3 separate regions of the Homo sapiens genome follow, and regions 1 and 3 are each linked to region 2. The links are chromatin loops, found by intact Hi-C in ENCODE. Cell type or tissue: heart right ventricle. All regions are shown on one strand. Each heading gives the region's core, and the rest is flanking DNA. Links, peaks and the distances in the headings are about the cores only. Region 1 holds the start of CSTL1 (cystatin like 1). Region 2 holds the start of CST9 (cystatin 9). Region 3 holds the start of LINC01747 (long intergenic non-protein coding RNA 1747).

What was found. Peaks named below come from ENCODE experiments on the same cell type or tissue, not always from the same donor. Only the 100,000 strongest peaks of a DNase experiment are listed, where the experiment ranks them.
Region 1: it touches region 2 in a loop (5-fold over the local background); 93 of 110 quality-filtered maps call a loop at or near these places.
Region 3: it touches region 2 in a loop (4-fold over the local background); 13 of 110 quality-filtered maps call a loop at or near these places.

Annotation. Positions count from the first base shown.
Region 1 is chr20:23,433,872-23,439,750 of GRCh38, reverse strand. CSTL1 (cystatin like 1) reads right to left here and starts at 66. Exons shown (of 4, transcript NM_138283.1): 1 at 1-66. In heart right ventricle, for the core only: no CTCF peak of the experiment used is centred there; a DNase peak (open chromatin) is centred at 3,535.
Region 2 is chr20:23,603,659-23,609,537 of GRCh38, reverse strand. CST9 (cystatin 9) reads left to right here and starts at 3,621. Exons shown (of 2, transcript NM_001008693.3): 1 at 3,621-3,928; 2 at 5,804-5,879. The coding sequence starts at 3,674. In heart right ventricle, for the core only: a CTCF peak has its summit at 2,785 (motif pointing right); a DNase peak (open chromatin) is centred at 2,797.
Region 3 is chr20:22,680,782-22,686,660 of GRCh38, reverse strand. It overlaps LINC01747 (long intergenic non-protein coding RNA 1747), which reads left to right and starts at 1,317. Exons shown (of 3, transcript NR_146527.1): 1 at 1,317-1,545; 2 at 1,757-1,916. LOC124904963 (a long non-coding RNA gene) reads right to left here and starts at 1,228. Exons shown (of 2, transcript XR_007067729.1): 1 at 774-1,228. RefSeq lists an enhancer at 967-2,166. In heart right ventricle, for the core only: a CTCF peak has its summit at 2,458 (motif pointing right); a DNase peak (open chromatin) is centred at 2,450; H3K27me3 peaks cover 1,116 bases.

The sequences.
Region 1 (5,879 bases), core at 467-5,466, 170 kb after region 2:
ACAGACACGTTCTCCTTGCTCACCTGCCGCCCGCCCACCACAGATTTCTGCTTGCAGGATCCCCCTATACCTGCAGGCCCTGCACTGGCTTTTGCTATCTTGTTGTGACCCTAGTGGAGCTTTGTGAGGTAATTGCAGCCTCCCTATGAGGGAGGAATAAACTGTGAGCCCCATTTAGAAATTATCCGCAGACCCCTGAAGATTAGGTGTCACTTACCCCCAAAAGCCCATGAATGCCCTATTTTAAAAACATTTGCTGGCTGGGCGCGGTGGCTCACGCCTGTAATCCCAGCACTTTGGGAGGCTGAGGTGGGTGAATCACCAGAGATCAGGAGTTCGAGACCAGCCTGGCCAACATGGTGAAACCCCATCTCTACTAAAAATACAAAATTAGCTGGGTGTGGTGGTGTGTACCTGTAGTCCCAGTTACTTGGGAGGCTGAGGCAGGAGAATCACTTGAACCCAGGAGGTGGAGGCTGAAGTGAGCCGGGAGGGTGCCGCTGCACTCCAGCCTAGGTGACAGAGCGAGACTGTGTCTCAGAAAAAAAACAAAAAACAAACAAAAAAAAACACCTTAAATGGAATCCTACCAGAAAAAAACATTAGTGGAATAGTTGATGAAATGTGAATAAAATCTGCAGATTAGTTAATAGTATTGTGTGAATGTTGATATTCTAGTTTTCACCGTTGTACTGTGATTGTATAATATGTTAACATTTGGGGAAGTGGAATGAAGGGTATACGAGAATGCTTTATGCTATTTTTGCAGCCTTTGTGTAAGTCTGAAATTATTCCAAAATAAAGGTTAAAATGTCCAAAACTAAATAAAGCGTTGTTCTGTGAGGAGTAGCGTGCTGAGGGAGGGGAAGCAGGAGACTTAGGATCCAACTGTCCTGGCTCAAGTCCTTCGCTGGGGACTCTGGGAGAGTTACCTCATCTCCCTAAGCTGGGTTTCTTCACCTGTAATATGAGAATGGGGAGAAAGACTCCACTTGAATTGTGGTAGAGACTAACTGGATGTAGGCAAAGAACCTGCTCCCAAGTCAGGTGTCAGGTGCATAAGAATGTCTTCTTCGTGATTCTTCTGTGACTCTGAACCCACACTTCACCCATGGCCTGTCATGTCCCGGAAGCCAGGCCACCTTCCATCATGACAATGTTGCTAGCACCAGTCACAACATCCTCCCTTGGCCCCAGAGCCTGTCTTGAGAGGACTTGTCCAGCCGGTGGAGGTGATACATTTGAAATTCCCTGAGCCTGAGCTGCCGAGGGCCACTTGCTGTAGAATAGATAATGAAGGATTCCGAGTAATCCGGGAAGCCACACAGACCTGTGCCGTCTCAGCATGCCCCAGACACCTGGGATACCCCCATCAGGCTGAGGCCCATAGAGAGGAAAAATAACATTGGGTGGGCCATATTAGAAACCCCATGGATGTGGGGCTCAAAGCATAAACAATAAATCTGCTTAAGAAATATGGGAGTTGGTTGTGTCCATAAAGAGGAAAATGAGTCACTGGCAATTTTAATTGAAGAAAAGGAAAACATAGACCCTGACTATGCCACAGAAAGAGATGTGAGGCGCCTAACAGGTCACACTGGCGTTCCTTAGCTTGTGTCAGCAAAATGCTGATTTCTGACTCTGTGGACATGGAATCAGGAAAAAAATATGATTCTGGTAAGGTACATGTATAAAGGGAGACAGGGAGCTTGGTTACAGCATGGAATAGGGGCAGAGCATAGTGGCTGACACCTGGGAGGCTGAGGCTAGGAGGATTGCTTCAGCCCAGGAGTTCCAGACCAGCCTGGGCAACATGGTGAAACCCCGTTTCCACAGAAAATACAAAAATTAGCCAGACATGGTGGCCCACATCTGTAGTCCCAGCTACTCTGGAGGCTGAGGTGGGAGGATCACCTGAGCCCAAGAGAGGTCGAGGCTGCAGTGAGCTGAGATCACACCAAGCACTCCAGCCTGGGCGACAGAACAAAGGGAAATAGAGGGCTTAGTTGTTGTCTGGTTACTGCCATGAAACAATGGAAAAATAGGGGCCTGAGTATTTCCGTGGAACAAGAGTAAATTAGGAGTGCTGGCTATAACAAATAGGAGCCCTGTTCTTGCCAATAAAAGAAGGGAAAAATATGAGCTCTGGTTAGACCATGGAATAACAGGAAATATGAGGTCTGCTCATGTCTGTGGAATAAGGAGCATAGGAGAGAAGGATTGCAGAAGGGCATGAGAAAACTTCAGGTGATAGATATGTCTGTTGTATGAATTGTAGTGATAATTCCACAGGTGCATACGTATGACAAATTTCATCAAATTGTACACTTTAAATATGTGCAATTTGGCCAGGCGCCGTGGCTCACACCTGTAATCCCAACACTTTGGGGAGGCCAAGGTGGGCAGATCACATGAGGCCAGGAGTTCAAGACCTGCCTGGCCAACATGGTGAAACCCCATCTCTACTAAAAAACACAAAAATTAGCCGGGGAGCACATGCCTGTAGTCTCAGCAACTCTGGAGGCTGAGATGAAAGGATCGCTTGAGCCCTGGAGGTCTAGAATGCAGTGAGCTGTGATTGTGCCACTGCACTCCAGCCTGCCCAGCAGAGTAAGACCCCGTCTGAAAAAAAAAAAAAAAAAGAAAGAAAGAAAAAGTATGTTTCCCAGGAGTCCAGCAAACTGGGCCTCCTGTCTCATAAGCTGAACCTGGTAACAGGCCACTGCTGGACCAGGCATGATGGCAAGTGTGGGATTCCTGTTGGATCAACCCGTGGCTGGGTGCTGTGTGGGCGAGATGGTGTGTGTCCCACAGAGGCCCCCTATGAGCTGCACAACTTCCTGGTTCTGTCTGTTGACGACCAAGCTCAGGATTTCTTTATCAGTCCAGCTCCTAGGAGAAGCAGGAAATAAACAAGAACATGATGATGTGTTTTATCCCAGCAGGCTCTGCTTATGTGGGCTGAGGAACCTGCAGACAGGGAGCTTCCTGGCTGTAGTTCTTCATCACTCCTTCACCAGTAGATATGGCATTGGTGCTGGGAAAGGGTCACACTGTGACACTCTCTTCATCAGCCGACATCTGCTATCTGAAATTTTCTGATCATTCTGGGGAAACAAATAATCCTCTGTAAACAACACGGCTGATCTCGGTTGGTTTCTTCTCTCCACTCTATTTTTTTTTTTTTTTTTTTTTTTTGCATGTAGCACTATTTGACAAGCTCTTCTTTGTCCCCTAAATAATCCTGTTCTAGGCTGGCTGCTGACCTGGAGATAACCCAGGCAGAAAGCAAATCTATTTGCGACCCACCTGCTGCTGGGCACCCTCCAAACATGGCCCAGGAAGGAATGGTCAGCAGTCTGTGCCTGCTTGAGGAATCTCCCAACTGTGGCTGCAGGGCAGGGGTAGGGGAGCACAGTCCATGCTGCCAGCAGCAGCTCCCACTGCAGCCCTGAGCCCTCGCCCCCAGGGCAGCAGCAGAAGAACATGGCTGATCTTGGCTGGAAATGCCTTCTGATTCTGGGGAGCAGGCCAGCAGCAGGCGCACAGAAAGTCAGCAAACAAGGCGGTGCTACAGATGGCTCCAAGCTGGCATCGCTCCAAAGGTCCCAGGGTACATTTTCTCTTTCCAGACACAGAAACATGAGAAATCACAAGGCTTAAAAAGTGAGAGCGTGTCACAAGAGGCCAAGGATGCCCAGAGTGGAGGGGCTTGTGGGGAGGTCATCGTCCTCATCCAGCCTTTGGTCTCCTTTCTGCAGACGTTTTCCACAACACAATATCTGTTTACCAGCTCTTAAATAGTCATCAGGTTCCATTTTGAAAGCAAAGAAAAAGCAGGTGGATTCTGCAGGCTGCGACACTCCTGCTTCCACCTTCTCCTGCGATCTGTCTGGTTTTCTGTAAGCAGATGCTTTTCCCACTGAAGCAATGAGCAGCAAAAGCGGAAGAGGGCCAAGAGTCTGTTGAAATCTGTAATTAAGTCTTCAAGTTCAAATCTTTTGCCCATTTTTCTGTTTGGTTGTCTTCAATTGATTTGTAGGATTTATTTATCCTTCTTGCAAATGTCATCCTCTGGGTTGTGGTTGTCTTTTCATTTTATTTATGGCATGTTGATGAAAAAATATTCTTAATCTTAATGGAAAGAATGTATTGATTTTTCTTTCTTGTGGTTTGCATTTTTTATGTCTTATTTAGGAAATCAAGGTCATAAAGCTACTTTTAAATATTTTTTCTGAAATTCTTAAAGTTTAGCATTTCCCATTTACGTCCATAATCCATCTAGATTTTTGTGCGTGGTATGTTTACTAATGTTTTCTTCAGAATTTTTGTATCTATCTTCATGAGTTAAACTGGGCTGTGATTGTTTTTTCTCATATTGTGCTTTCCTGGTTTGGGTTTCAAGGTTATACTGGCCTCATCCAACGGGTTGGGGAGCATGTCAGTCTGGGTCTCCACAGTCAGCACAGGCACACTTGCAACAGGAGAGTTCAGGGCAGTTTCTATACGGGGCGCTGTGCAATGGTGCAGGGACACAGAAACCCTGGGACACAGGGCAAGTGTCTGCAGCAGCCATGCCACCTAGCCTAAGCCTGAAAGATGAGGCAAACATCTAGAAAGAATTGGAGTGCCAGCTGGCCACTTTGTGGAGAGAGCAGGGGACAAACACCATGATGTCAGTCTCCTCTGTCCTCTACCTCATTCCTAGGCATCTTGTTGTCAAATACAAGCAGAAGTTATAGGGCACAAGAGCCCCACGGATGGAGTCCATAGCAGCCTGTGTTGTGAAGCAGAGAGCAGCATGGAGAAAGTGCCTTAGTCAGGGTTCTCCAGAGAAACACAGAGATATGAAGAGATTTGTTATAAAGGATTGGCTTGTACAATTATGGAGGCCTCGAAGTCCACCATCTGCTGTTTGCAAGCTGGAAACCAAGGAAAGCCAATGGTATAGTTGGAAGGCCTGAGAGCTGGAGAGCCACGGGTGTGGATTCCAACCTGAGTCTGAAGGCTTAATAACCAGGAGCGCTGAGGGCAGGAGAAGATTGATGTCACAGTCCAAACAGCCAGGCAGAGCTAATTCAACCATCTGCCACTCGGGCACTCAGTGGATTGGATTGAATGGTGTCACTCACATTGGAGGGGCCATTTGCTTTACTCAGTCCACTGATTCAAATGCTGACCTTTTCCAGAAACATCCTCACAGACCCATCCAGAAATAACATTTAACAGATAGTGGGCATTCCGTGGCCCAGTCAAGTTGACACGTAAAATTAACCATAACAGAAGGTTAGCCAGTGGGGCTAGGGAGCAAATAGAAATTAGCCAGCACCAGATGATTTCCCTCTGTCTTAGTTCTCTTGAAAAGCTGCTAGTTTTTATCTTTTTGCCCATTTCTTTTAGGGATTGGGAAAGGGATATTCTATGATCTGACTTCATTTCATTTCTTTATCCAGATACTGTCCCAATGTGCAGCTGATTTTCATCATTTGCAGAAGGTATCTTCTATAAAATCTCTGCAAACATGGAAGTAGTAAATGCTAAACCATTGTGCCCAGGAAAAACACAAGGTTTGGTTTCCTTGAGTCTCTGGTTACAACACTTTCTGTCAATTGATCAATATTTAACCTTATTTTATGTGTGTCTCTAGTTAGAGGTGTCTTTTAAATATATATTGTTGACTCATTGTCATCAAGCTCACCACCAACAGTCCTGTAAATGCCTGAATGAAGCTTATTTAAGACACATTTTCTCCATAAGGCACCTCACAGTCTTCTTGTGCCTAGGAACTAGATAGCACTGCAGCACTATGCCTGGGGCCATTTTAATCAGCAAAATCACCAACCAAAAAAAGCACAAAACTCAAACCACATGTGATAGCT
Region 2 (5,879 bases), core at 584-5,583:
ACATAGTGAGACTCCATCTCTACAGAAAATTTTAAAAATAAAAAAGAAGTGGTATTATGACATTTTTGTACTGTTTTAAATTTAAATTAACTTACAGTTTTTTAAAAACTAAAGTACTTATGAAAGAAAACAATGGGCTGCGTTGGATGGGAGAGGCTTCCGTCGGGAGCACAGCAGAAGCTGAGGAAACGCCCACTGAGGAGCGAAGGCAGGTGTGTTCGGCAAAGGCCAGCAAACAGGAGGGCTGCTGAGGGTGACTGGGGCAGCACTTCCTCTTCAGAGCAAAGCTCCTGGGCCCAGGGCAGCACCCCCGACTTAGCCAGGGTGAGGGACCTGCTGGACCCACAGGAAGGAGAAGAAACAGCCCATGGGCCTTCCGATTTGCATGTGGTACGAATGACCCCTGATTTAGGCCTCTATATTTACCGGTAATGTTTGTATTTTTATTTCTCCTTTTGTCATTTTTTAATTCAATCATTATTCCTCTTTCTCAGTTTAAATTTGCCATAAGTCTATATGAGATTAATTCCTTAAATTATAAAAACTCAAAGTCAGCTGAAGACTGAGCTAAGAAGAACCCCCCAGGTGGAAAACCTGGAGGAGGGGAGGGAGGAGTGGAGGGGGCTCTGGAATTCCCTGGCAGCACCCCCACCCAGCCCCGCTCACCCCCCTGCCCCGAGCTGCCCCTTTGATGATTGCTATGACAGCAATCACTGGATCACTCACTCTGCTCTGAGTCCGGGCTTCTCCCTGCCCCTGCTGTCTTCCTTTGATCTCCTGGACACCACCTTGTTTTCCAGCACACGGAAACCCCTGGGAATGCTGGCTTGTCTGGGGAGTCTCCTAGGGAAATGCCAAGCAGGGGGAATGGGGAGGGTCCCGAGGAAGTGATCCCAAAGCCCAGCAGGCGATCCTGAAACTGGCAGGCCCCGCTGAGCCTGGCCCAGCTTGAAACAGGCAGTGAGCAAGGTCGCACGGGACCTTTAGAGCATGTGGCTGAGTAGGCCGGGCAGTGAGGGACATGAGTCCGACCCCGGGGAGAGCACTCAGCTGGAGGGTCTGCGGGAGCTGGGGAGAGCGTCCTGTGTCCCGAAGAGTCACTGGGCTTCCCCTCGTCCACCGCCTCATGTTCAGCTTCACAGAAAAGGGCCAGTGGCTTGGTCCTGGTCGTTGCCAGCATTCTCTAATCATTCAAAGGAATGCGTTCAGAAATACAGGGCCTCGTTTCTGGAAAAGCAGGTCCATTTCAGTGAGGAGTTACTGGGACCTTCCTATGAGACCACATGGGTGTTCGGTGCCAGTGCCAGCAACACAAAGAGAGCACCAGACAAGTCCCGGTGGCCCCAGAGACAGACAGGCCAACGAGTGCCCAGGAAGAAGCTGAGTGAGACAGAACTCTTGCAAGGGGACTCAGGAGAGAAAGCCTCCCAGACCTGAGACCTGGGGATAGCCCTGCAGAGAGCTGTGAGCTGTGCCTGTGGGCTGGCCAGCCAGCCCCTCCGGGCCGTCCGGTTTCACTCTGGCCTCGGCAACATGTTGACCCACGTCTTCGGGGCTCCTCAGCCTGGAGCCCACATGTATTTCTCTTTACCTGGCTATGTCTTGATATTCCCGTCTCTCTCCACCTGGGAAGTGAGGCCATCCCAGGCCACTGGGGATTCAACAAGAAAATAGACACACTTGTAAGGGTCCATGGTGTCTGTACACCCGTGGTCTCACATCTGGGTGTGGGGATCCCTGTCCCCTCCTTGGCTGCACAGTGAGGACAGAGCTGGTGCCCAGGACCCTAAACCACTGCTCATGTAAGAGTGAGTGTGGGCACTCCCTTGGAGCACATGTGGGTATCGGCCCTCAGAATGGTGGGGGAGCCACTGGCAATTGGCAGGATGCCCCAAGTTTGTCAGCCGCTGAACTTACAAGGTGAGAGTGACCTCCATGGGCATTGCAGGCCTCTCTCAGGACACTCGCAACCTATTCCAGGCATCAGGATTCTAGTTCTCACAGCACCTTATGGCCTGCTCATCCCAAAACCCACAAAGGCATTTCCGCCCTCACTGACACCCCCTTCCTACCCCTACGTGCACCATCACTCTCCAGCTAAGAAACCACATTAGTTACGCTTCAGCTGCAGTTCCAGTGAACTCAACGCCATCAGAGAAAGGATACAGACTCCTTGGGTGATGTTTTTGGCACATCTGGCTGCTTTCCTGGAATTGTCACATTGAGTTGCTTTTTCTTTGCAAACAGGGTCTAGAAACAAACTCTTATTCTTTATCACCAGGCATGCTGTCTAAGCCTGTCCCCCATCCTGTGTGCCCCACAAAAGCCATTCTCATCCCCTGACCTCCATGCCCCTCAAGCTGAGTTACTTCTCATATGTGGTTTGGTCTGTATGCACTTCCCAGGAAGTATTCTGAACCTGCACCACTCAAAGTATGGTTCTGAGACCGGGAACACAACCATCCTCTGGAAGCTGGTGAGAAATGTAGTTTCCCTGGCCCTGCTCACAGCTACTGGGTCAGAATCTTTGGGTGGGGAAACTAGGAACTTGCTTTTTAACGTGACATCAGGGGATGCTGGTTGCTTCTGAAGTTTACAAGGAGCTACGGATAAACATCAAAGGCATATTTCACAGGGACAAAGCTTAAGTCTGGTCTGTGAAGAGTGCATTATTCAGTCTTTTGAGAGCCCCATTTGCGGTTGGAGTTGGAGGCTATGTGGGTCTTGGTCGAGAACTCAGAATCTCCACCCACAAACTGTGCCGCAGAGTGCTGTGCCGGCTGTGGCCACAGGAGGGAACCCGTGACAACCTAATGGGTGCACTTCAGCCATCCCTGAGGGCATCTTCGTCTTTCTGGTTCTCCACTGCTCCAATTGCAAGCGGCCACCCGTCCTGGAAACACCTTTGAGGAATAGGGGCAGCCATAACTAGCCAGGCCCCTAGTACCAGCACTTGGCAGCGCGTCCCTGGGCTGGGAAGCTGCATTTAGGGAGGTGCAGAGAACAGGGTTGGGGGCTCCTGCTCTTGATTTCCTCAACCTCTGCCCACGACCCCCAGGCTGGTGCCCCCCTCCCGAGACCCTCGGGGGAGCAGACACCTGCAGGACATCCCGCCAATCCTCCCGGGCTCCCCGCCTCTCTCTCAAGAGGCCCAGTGCTTTCTCGGGGCGCTGTACCTGCTCACCCATGATACTAGCATCCACTGTCATCCCTTTCCATCCTTTTGTCTCTGCCTTTCCACCTAACCTCCCCCTCCCAGCCCACCCCCACTGCTGAGTCCAGGGCTCACCTTCCACTCATACCTCTCACACTTGTGTTCCTGTGCCGGGCTCTGACTCTGGGGCGCCCAGTAGAGGTCTCCTTTAGCCTGCGGAGGTGCTGGGGCAGCTGGGGCTGGGCCTCATGTTCAGGGCACTATCTCTCCCATTGCTAGTCTTTTCCAACCCACCTGCCTGGGTGCTGTTCCTCTCCCCTAAACAGGAGATGATTTAAACGCCTTTGGAAGAAGGGAGGCCATGTGTGGGAGAGACAGGGTGTAACTGCAGAGGTGAGGCCTGGAGGGAGGAGTTTCTGCCCCAGCAGGTGAATTTAAAGGCCAGACCTGAGCCCTGGAAGGCTCCAGTGGACGCCAGGGATCTGAAGGGCAAAGGCAAGGGCTGCTGGAGCCTGCATCATGTCGAGTCCGCAGAGGAGGAAGGCTATGCCCTGGGCACTGTCACTGCTTCTCATGGGCTTCCAGCTCCTGGTGACTTATGCCTGGTGTTCTGAAGAGGAAATGGGTGGTAATAATAAAATAGTCCAGGATCCTATGTTCCTCGCCACAGTGGAGTTTGCCTTGAACACTTTCAACGTGCAGAGCAAGGAGGAGCATGCCTACAGGCTGTTGCGCGTCCTGAGTTCATGGAGGGAGGATAGCATGGACAGAAAGGTTGGTGACCACATCCTCTTCTGGCCTGTCCTTCTCCATCTGCCCCTAAGTGAGGGACCAAGATGTCTAGTCTAGGAGACTTGGTTCACCATCAGCAGTCCATAGTCAGGTAGTCCACAACCAATTACGGTAGTTTTAGTTTTGGAAAACATTGAACTTAAAATTTTTTTTAAATTAGGTAAATGTCTATTCACATGCAAAATATATTTTTCAATCTTCATGATTTTTAAGACATTGTATAACTGAAGAGTGACTTCAAAATAAGGACTTCTAAGGAGATGAAGCTGACAAGAAGAGAAAATAACCAAAGAGACTGATAAACATTTCCAGGTCATAAAATGAAAATGGAAAAGCAAGGACACACAGAGGGAGAGAGAGAGAGAGACAGAGAGAGACAGACAGACAGAGAGAGAGAGACAGAGAGAGAGAGAGACAGGCAGACAGAGAGAGAACAGTGAGAATTCGAGGGCAATAAAGAACACCATCAGCCCTGAGAGGCCACCGTGAAAGGTTAGTTCTCTGATCTCCACCTTCTCTGGGCTCCTTGCTCTGTCTGCACTTAATGAACTGAAGGCCAATTTACACTCTTCCTCAATGGACCTTTATCCTAAAATGCTTGCCTTTTTGATGAAATCATTAAATGTGGTCAGGAATGCACAGTTCATCTGGGCTTCAGGCATGAACAATTAAAATGCCCTCCTAGTGGAGAACTTCTGGTTTAGAGAGAGAAGGAGCATTGCTCTTCCTTTCTCAGCACCAAGAGCCTGAAAGAAAGGCAGAGGGACTCTAGTACCGCACAGAGCTTAAGCTCTGGAAAGACTCTGTGCAAGGCTCTGGCTGGTTCTCTGCCTCCTGGGGTGGATTCCTCACTGCCATCCTCAGGATTCCAATGCTGGTACAGAGGAATTTTCCTCCTTGCTCATTTGCTGCCTCCTCTCAGGAGAATTAAAAGCCTGATGCAACCCTCAGAGGGGCATCTGGTCCAGTAATGGTGGCTGCTAATATTCATGCTGGAACCTTGGAAGTCTCAGAGATTGAGATTGGCCAGGCCTCATGCTTCTGCTTTCCCAGTGCTTTGCTTGATTCTCCAAGACCTCAGTGTAAGCCTCCATTCTTAATACCGTTAGAATAAAATCTAAGCTCCTTACTATGGTCTATAAGTCCTAAATGACAGTAAGTCCTAAAAGCTTTCCACATGGCTTCCTGGATATGGCAATCCCAGCATCAGTTTGGGGGCTGGGAAGAATAGATGGGTGAGAGGGAGGCTATGGAGTGGAATTAAATAGAATGGAGTGGGAAGGAGGGCAAGGAGAACTTCAGCATGCACTTTGCAATAGGGCAGATGGTATTTCTTGAACCCATTTTCCCAGGGTGTGTGCCTGTGTGTAGTGGGAGCGCTGTGTGTCATTCTTCTTGCTGGAGGTCACTTGGAAGGTTTGACAACACACTGTAGATGAGGCTCCCTCTGTCCCAGGGCTGAAGTTACCCTGAAAACTCTTGGAGATCCAACACCCTCCCGGACATGTGGCTCTGTCCTCTGGGAATGCAGCTGCAAGATCAGATGCCTACTGAGAGTGAAGCTGGAGTCTCACCGTGGGAAATGGGGGTGGGTGGAGGTGGATAATGTGTTAGTGGGGTCTGACTCAGCCTGCATCCTCCCCAGACCCACCATGCCCACCTGCTTTTTGCTCTTAACTCCTCAGTCTAGAGAAGATCCCCTGGGTTTCACCTCCAGTGAGCTGATGCCAGGCCCATGGGCAAGCTCTCAAATGCAGTAAAGTGTTGGGGCCTCTCCTACTCAAATGGCATCTTCACTAGTAGCTACTTAGGGGCAGGAAGACGGTGCATCCACTTTAATCTTCTTTTGTCCAACAGTGGCGAGGTAAGATGGTGTTCTCCATGAATCTGCAACTGCGCCAAACCGTATGTAGGAAATTTGAAGATGACATTG
Region 3 (5,879 bases), core at 413-5,412, 920 kb after region 2:
GTTTGAAGGAGTAGGCAAGATGTCCAAAATCCCGGAAACTACACTAGGTATTTCAAGCAGAGAGAACTTAATATGGGGGTTTGTGGCACAGGTGAATGAAGAGTTGAGGAGTCAAACAAGAAGTAGAGACAAAATCCAGATATGAGCAACACCAGGAAACTGATCTCACCCCTAGGCCAGGGGGGCAAAAGGAGAATGCATGTGGGGCTCTCTGAGCCCAAGGTCTCTGTGCCCTCCCAGCCAGGCACAATGGGAGCACAGAGAGAGACTGCCTTGTGCTGGAGCTAAAATCATGGATGAAGCCATGAGAAACAGGAAGAAGAGGCTGGCACATCCAGGCTTCTCTCCTCCTCCCAGCAGCCAATCTCCGGCCAGTGCCTCCCATTGGCTGAATCTACCAGGAAGCGAGAGCGCAAGGCCTCCCGGGAAATGTAGTTCCCTTCGCTGCAGCGCATGGGCACAGCTGGGGAGTGGTACCCTATGTGCCATTTAGATGTCATTTCTGCTGTATTCCCCGCAGTTAGCCCTCTGTGCAATGGTCAGATTAGGTGCTTAAGAAACCTTTGCTGAATTATCAACTACTCATGAAACGAGAAAAATCCAAACAAGTGATGCTAAGGACTTTAGTCCTATTACCCCAAATCCATATAAAGTTCTTCATCCTCAGCAAGACTACCTGATTGTATGCAGTTCACCTGATTAATCAAAGTGTGCTTATATCGCTGATGATGGAGAGCTGTAAGCTTCTCCACAGCATTTTCTCAGCCACTTACGTATAGATGGTATTCACATTTAGTCTTGCATGTCTAAAAGCTGGACGAAGTCCCCCACAGCAATAGGACAAGGTATGCCACAGGTGCCCTCCAATCCAGCTGGTGAAGTCAAAACTAACTTCCTGCAAAAGAGAATCAGTCCACACTGCGATGATAAACTGGTCCAGGACCGGCTGGTTATCACACGGAGTTTGGAATCCATTAATACTGAATGTTCTTATATTCCCTCTTCCCGTCCTTCTTCCAGACATTGCCCTCCATCTCTCTGATGGTTCATATGTGGTAGCCAGCGTGTACAGGATATGGCTTCATTTCCTGCTGTGATCTCCTCTGCGATTTCAAAAAGGTTAATTCGTTACTTGGTAGAAAATGTGAAATTCAACAAAAATATTGCCTTTCTTACTAAGCAAACTAAGCCTGGTCTAGCTGGGGATGTGATGTAACAATTCTCTTGGTGGTCTGCCCTCAAACCGTCAGGTTTCCATAGCCCTAACAATGTGGCCGTGGATCATGGGGGAGCTAGCATTGCCTCCAGGGTGATGTCACAATTCCCAAATCCTTGCACTAGGTGGGGCCAGCCTCCTGTTGTGTAGACTCATCAACTATACCAGTCCTCTGTTCCTGGTCTCTGGAGCTTCAATTTGGGAAAGTGACCCATTAGCTTCTGAGGACCAGGGTGAGAGAGGGCAAACTTGAATGCCCTTCACAATGGAGAGATGTGTGCAGACCGGACAGACATCAGTTCCTTTATCAGTGCACAGGTAGCTGCAATGTAAGTGGCTAGTGTGCAGGAACAGCCAGGGAGCTGAAGGATAAACACTTTGGCTTCATTCTCCTGGAGGGGACAGTTCTGAGTCCTCATGCCCCCGCCCCCCTCCTTCAGAGACCACACCTCGGCTGCTCACAGCAATGGCTGCCCATCAACTCACCCTTCAATGCTTCCACCCCCACACTTCCGGTCCCTCTTCCTCACTCTCTTACAGATGCTTCCTGGAATCCTCTCTCAAATAAACTGCTTGCCTCCAAATCCTTGTCTCAGGCCTGCATGTGGAGAGATAAAACCCAGACAAAGAGGCAGACATGAGCAGATGAGCTCCCCCGAACAGGAGACAAGTGGGCTGAGAGGTGAAGGAAGAGGATGAGGTAAGAGAGTGGGGATGGGGAGAGCGGTCTAGGCAGGAATGCACATGCAAGGGTTCTGAGCACGCACAGCCTCGTGGAATCCCCAGGCCTGCCCGGTTCCATTTGGAAGGAGGACACCTCAGGGTTTCCAGTGCTGTGTGGCGCTGTTGGCATTTGAGGCTCACTCTTTGCCGTGGGGGGGCTGCCCTATCACTGTAGAGTGGTAAGAAGCATTCCTGGCCTCTACCCACTAGACACCAGAAAGATCCCCCAGTTGTGACAACCAGAAATGTCCCCAGACACTGTAAAATGTCCTCTGAGGGGCAATGTTGCTTCCTGTGGAACTGGGGTACAGGGCTCTGAAAAGATGAGGAGGGAGAGGTGGCCACTGCCAGTGTCCCCCTTCCTTTGCACATCCATGGACACGTCCCTTGCCAGGTCCTCCTTAAGGCCGACGTCTGGCCAGGCTGCCTGTCCCTTGGCCTGCTGAGATTGGCCGAGATGGGAGGGCTTGTTGGCTCAGTTGCTTTTCAGAGGCCCGACCGGTGGACATTCTTGCCTTTGACCACTAGATGGACCCATTGCAATGCTGTACACAGGAGAAGAGGGGTAGCCAGAAAGGTTCCAGTTTTACCCAGATGGAGAATTTGGTGTTTGAGGCATTTTCTAGTTGAATTCCCCTGACCCCTTCTATCCCTGGAACCCAAAATGTTGTATTGCTCCCAAGTGTGTTCATGAGTGCCGCTGCGTGGAGAGGCAGCCAGGGCTTGGCCGTGAGCTCCTGCAAGCTCACCTTGGGCAGATGTGAGTTCCAGCACCATCGCTTCTTCCCTGTCTGTAAAGTCGGGGTAAACAAAATGCTTATTTCACAGGGCAGCCACGAACGCTCAATGAGACATGACAAGTCAAGTGTGGAGCCCAGGCCCTTCACCCAGAGGAGCTCAAAAAATATTAGCAGCCGTTACCATTGGAGCCTCTGCCTCCTAAACCTGCCTCAATATCTATGGAGGGTGGGAGCAGAGTCACTTTTCCTCACTGGACCTCAGTTTACTCCTCAGAAAGACAGCAGTGATGATGCCCTCTCAAGATATCCTCTAACTCCAGAATCCCTGTCTCTATTGATCGTGTAGGATGAGGCAGTCCAAGTTAAAACAAACACTTTGTTCTTAGTATCTCATTTCATTTTCATAAAAGCCTTAGAGGACACACGCTTTTCTTATCCTCATCTTACATAAAGGTAAACCAAGGCACAGAGGGCTCAAAAGGTGAGGAGGGATTCAAACCTGGCTGTCTAGACCCATTGCCCACATGGCTAACCACCCCATAACCTGCAAGGAAAAATGATCGTTGTCATTCCTTCTGCAAAAGAAGGATGGCTGCTTGTTTCACAAAGGTTAAAGTTATTTAGCAAGGGGAGCTCAAAGGGCTTTGACTGCATTGCAGCCTGGGAGTCAGAGCAGGAATGGAAAACAACCATGAGCCGGCATTGTGTCCGGACCCTTCCAGGGGTTCCTTGAAAGGGGCTATTTTCCTTTTATTCCTATGCAGGGGTTGGCAAACTTTTTCTGTAAAAGGCCAGAGAATAAATAGTTTAGGCTCTGCAGGCCATATGGTCTCTGTCATAACTACTCAACTCTGTCATTGTAGCACAAAAGCAGTAATGGACAAAATGAAAACAAATGGGAGTGGCTGTGTACCAATAAACCTTTATTTATTAAAGGCAGGCAGTGGCCTAGATTTGGCCTCCTGGCCACAGTTTGCCAGTCCCTGAATTAATGCAGCACTTTACCCCAAACTTGTACTGAAGTTTTAGTTGCGCCTCATCTGGCCAAAAGCATTGCCCACTAAACGTGGACTGTGTCCCCAGTGTGGGATTCCTAAGTGGCCAAAGACGAAAAGCATTTGGTTTTTATTGATAAGGTGTTTCTAAGTGGAATATGTCAGAATGTGTCAGGCTCTAATGAGTGTCTGGGAAACAGAGCCTAGGCAGGCACACGGGGAATGTGCTGGCTTTTTACCTCTGGGTCTGTCCCAGAGAGCCTGCAGGCAGTCCACACAGGGGACACGGTTTCTCTGCCCAACTCTGAAAGTACACGACATGAAACATGTGAATGATACTTTCTCACATCACACTAAGTCAACCTGCAGAAGCTTGCACTGCATGTGCTGGTGCATGCCCGGGGAGGCAGCTGCTGGCTGGGACCGACTTTGCCCTGTGCAGAGATGGGAAGGTCTGTCTAGAGTGCCTGCATAGCTGCTTCTGGTGCCCCACACGGTCCCTGTCTATTTACTGCTAGGGAAGAATCCTGGTTCTGCTTCTGTGACAAGTTGTATGAATTGCCCCAATCCAGCCAATTGCAGTGTTAAGACTCAGCAGTGGGTAGCCACAGGTGGATTCTCTCTTGTAATTCTACATGGGTCCTCACCAAACCTGAGAAAGTATCAACTGCTTGTAAGGAAAAAGACATCAGGGAATTATCAACATATCTCATAAACCTGTACAACTCCAGGAAGAATCACCTAGTGAATGTAGCTCTTAACCAAGAGCAACATACAACTTTGCACACTTATTAAACCCTATAAAACCAACAAATTCAAATTATCAGCATTAGTTTAACATGATAGATGGCGTTTTGGGTGAAACTAAATTGTCCATGTTGAATAGTAGAAAGATGTCTTGGCTGCATGCTTTCCTGATGGACCAGCTTTGGTGACATCATCATCATCATTTTCAGTAATTTTCCTGAAAATAGTGAACTCATTTTAACTACAGTTTCATTATGTTGATGGAGAAATCACTTCTAATTGTGCATTACAGAACAGAGTACTCCAGAAAGCAAAAGACTACCAGAGAATGATAAAAATTTTCTTTCATATTCTCTGTGTTGCAAGAGGCCAGTTGCAAGGTGGCACATATACAGCCTGAGAAAGCTATTGGCTCAGAAAAAGGGTAGTATCTTAGCTGCTGCCAGCCACTTGGGAATTGATGAGCCAGTGAGATTCAGTTCTTGCTGCTTCCCTCTTGTTGATGCATTATAAGACTTCCCACATAGGCAGCTCCTGGCCAACTTGGTGACAAAGACGTAAAGGCCTTTGCAGCTGCGCAGCTCTGCTGTTGGGCAGCCTTGCTAGCCAGCGTGTGCCAAGTCTTCAGGAAAATGGAAATGGAAATTGTTGAGATTCTCATTTGAACTTGAGGATCCCCAAGAGTACAACACATTTTGTCCTATAAGTACAGAGGAAGGTGGCTTTTCCATGCAACAGGTTTCTTATTTAAGCAGTAACTGTTTTTTCTTAAATGCTTAGGTTGCCACTTGTAAAATTTTTACTTCACGTTCATAGTTCAAGGAATGTTGACTAGTTTGCATTCTGATTTTCTACCATTGTTTCATGTTAGTCTTTTTCCTAAAAATGATTTTATAACATCGACAGAGCCAATTGTTTACCAAAGAAACAGTTTGCTGACTTTGTTATGTGAGTGGGAAATAATATTTAGTGTGTAGAAATTAGGTATTAATTTGTCCAGAAAGTATATTATTTTTCAAAATTCACTTATATCTGTAACTTTTGGGGTTTTTTTGTGTGTTTGTATTCATCTTTGGGGTCATGGAAGCAAGCAATTCTATGGGTAAAACAATATGGAATTATTTCTGTATGTCAAACATAGTGGCAAATGTATTAACATATGATTCAGTCTGATAGAATACACTCATATCATCAGCTTTACTGATATGATGCACAGGCATGCTCATTAAAAAAAAAAAAAATCCCAAACCAGATTTCAAATCTAAAAGCTAAATGTGAAGCTTCTTATTCAGAAAACAAAATTGCAAAGCTGGCAGTGTCATGGGTCATGGGGAGAGACAGAGCTGGCAGTGTGACCGATAATTAGAGGCAGCTCAGGGTCCCCGAGCAGGAGCCTCTTCCCCAGTGGATGATGAAAGATGCCGGGAACAACACCTTTGGTGACTCCTGTCCTTATCA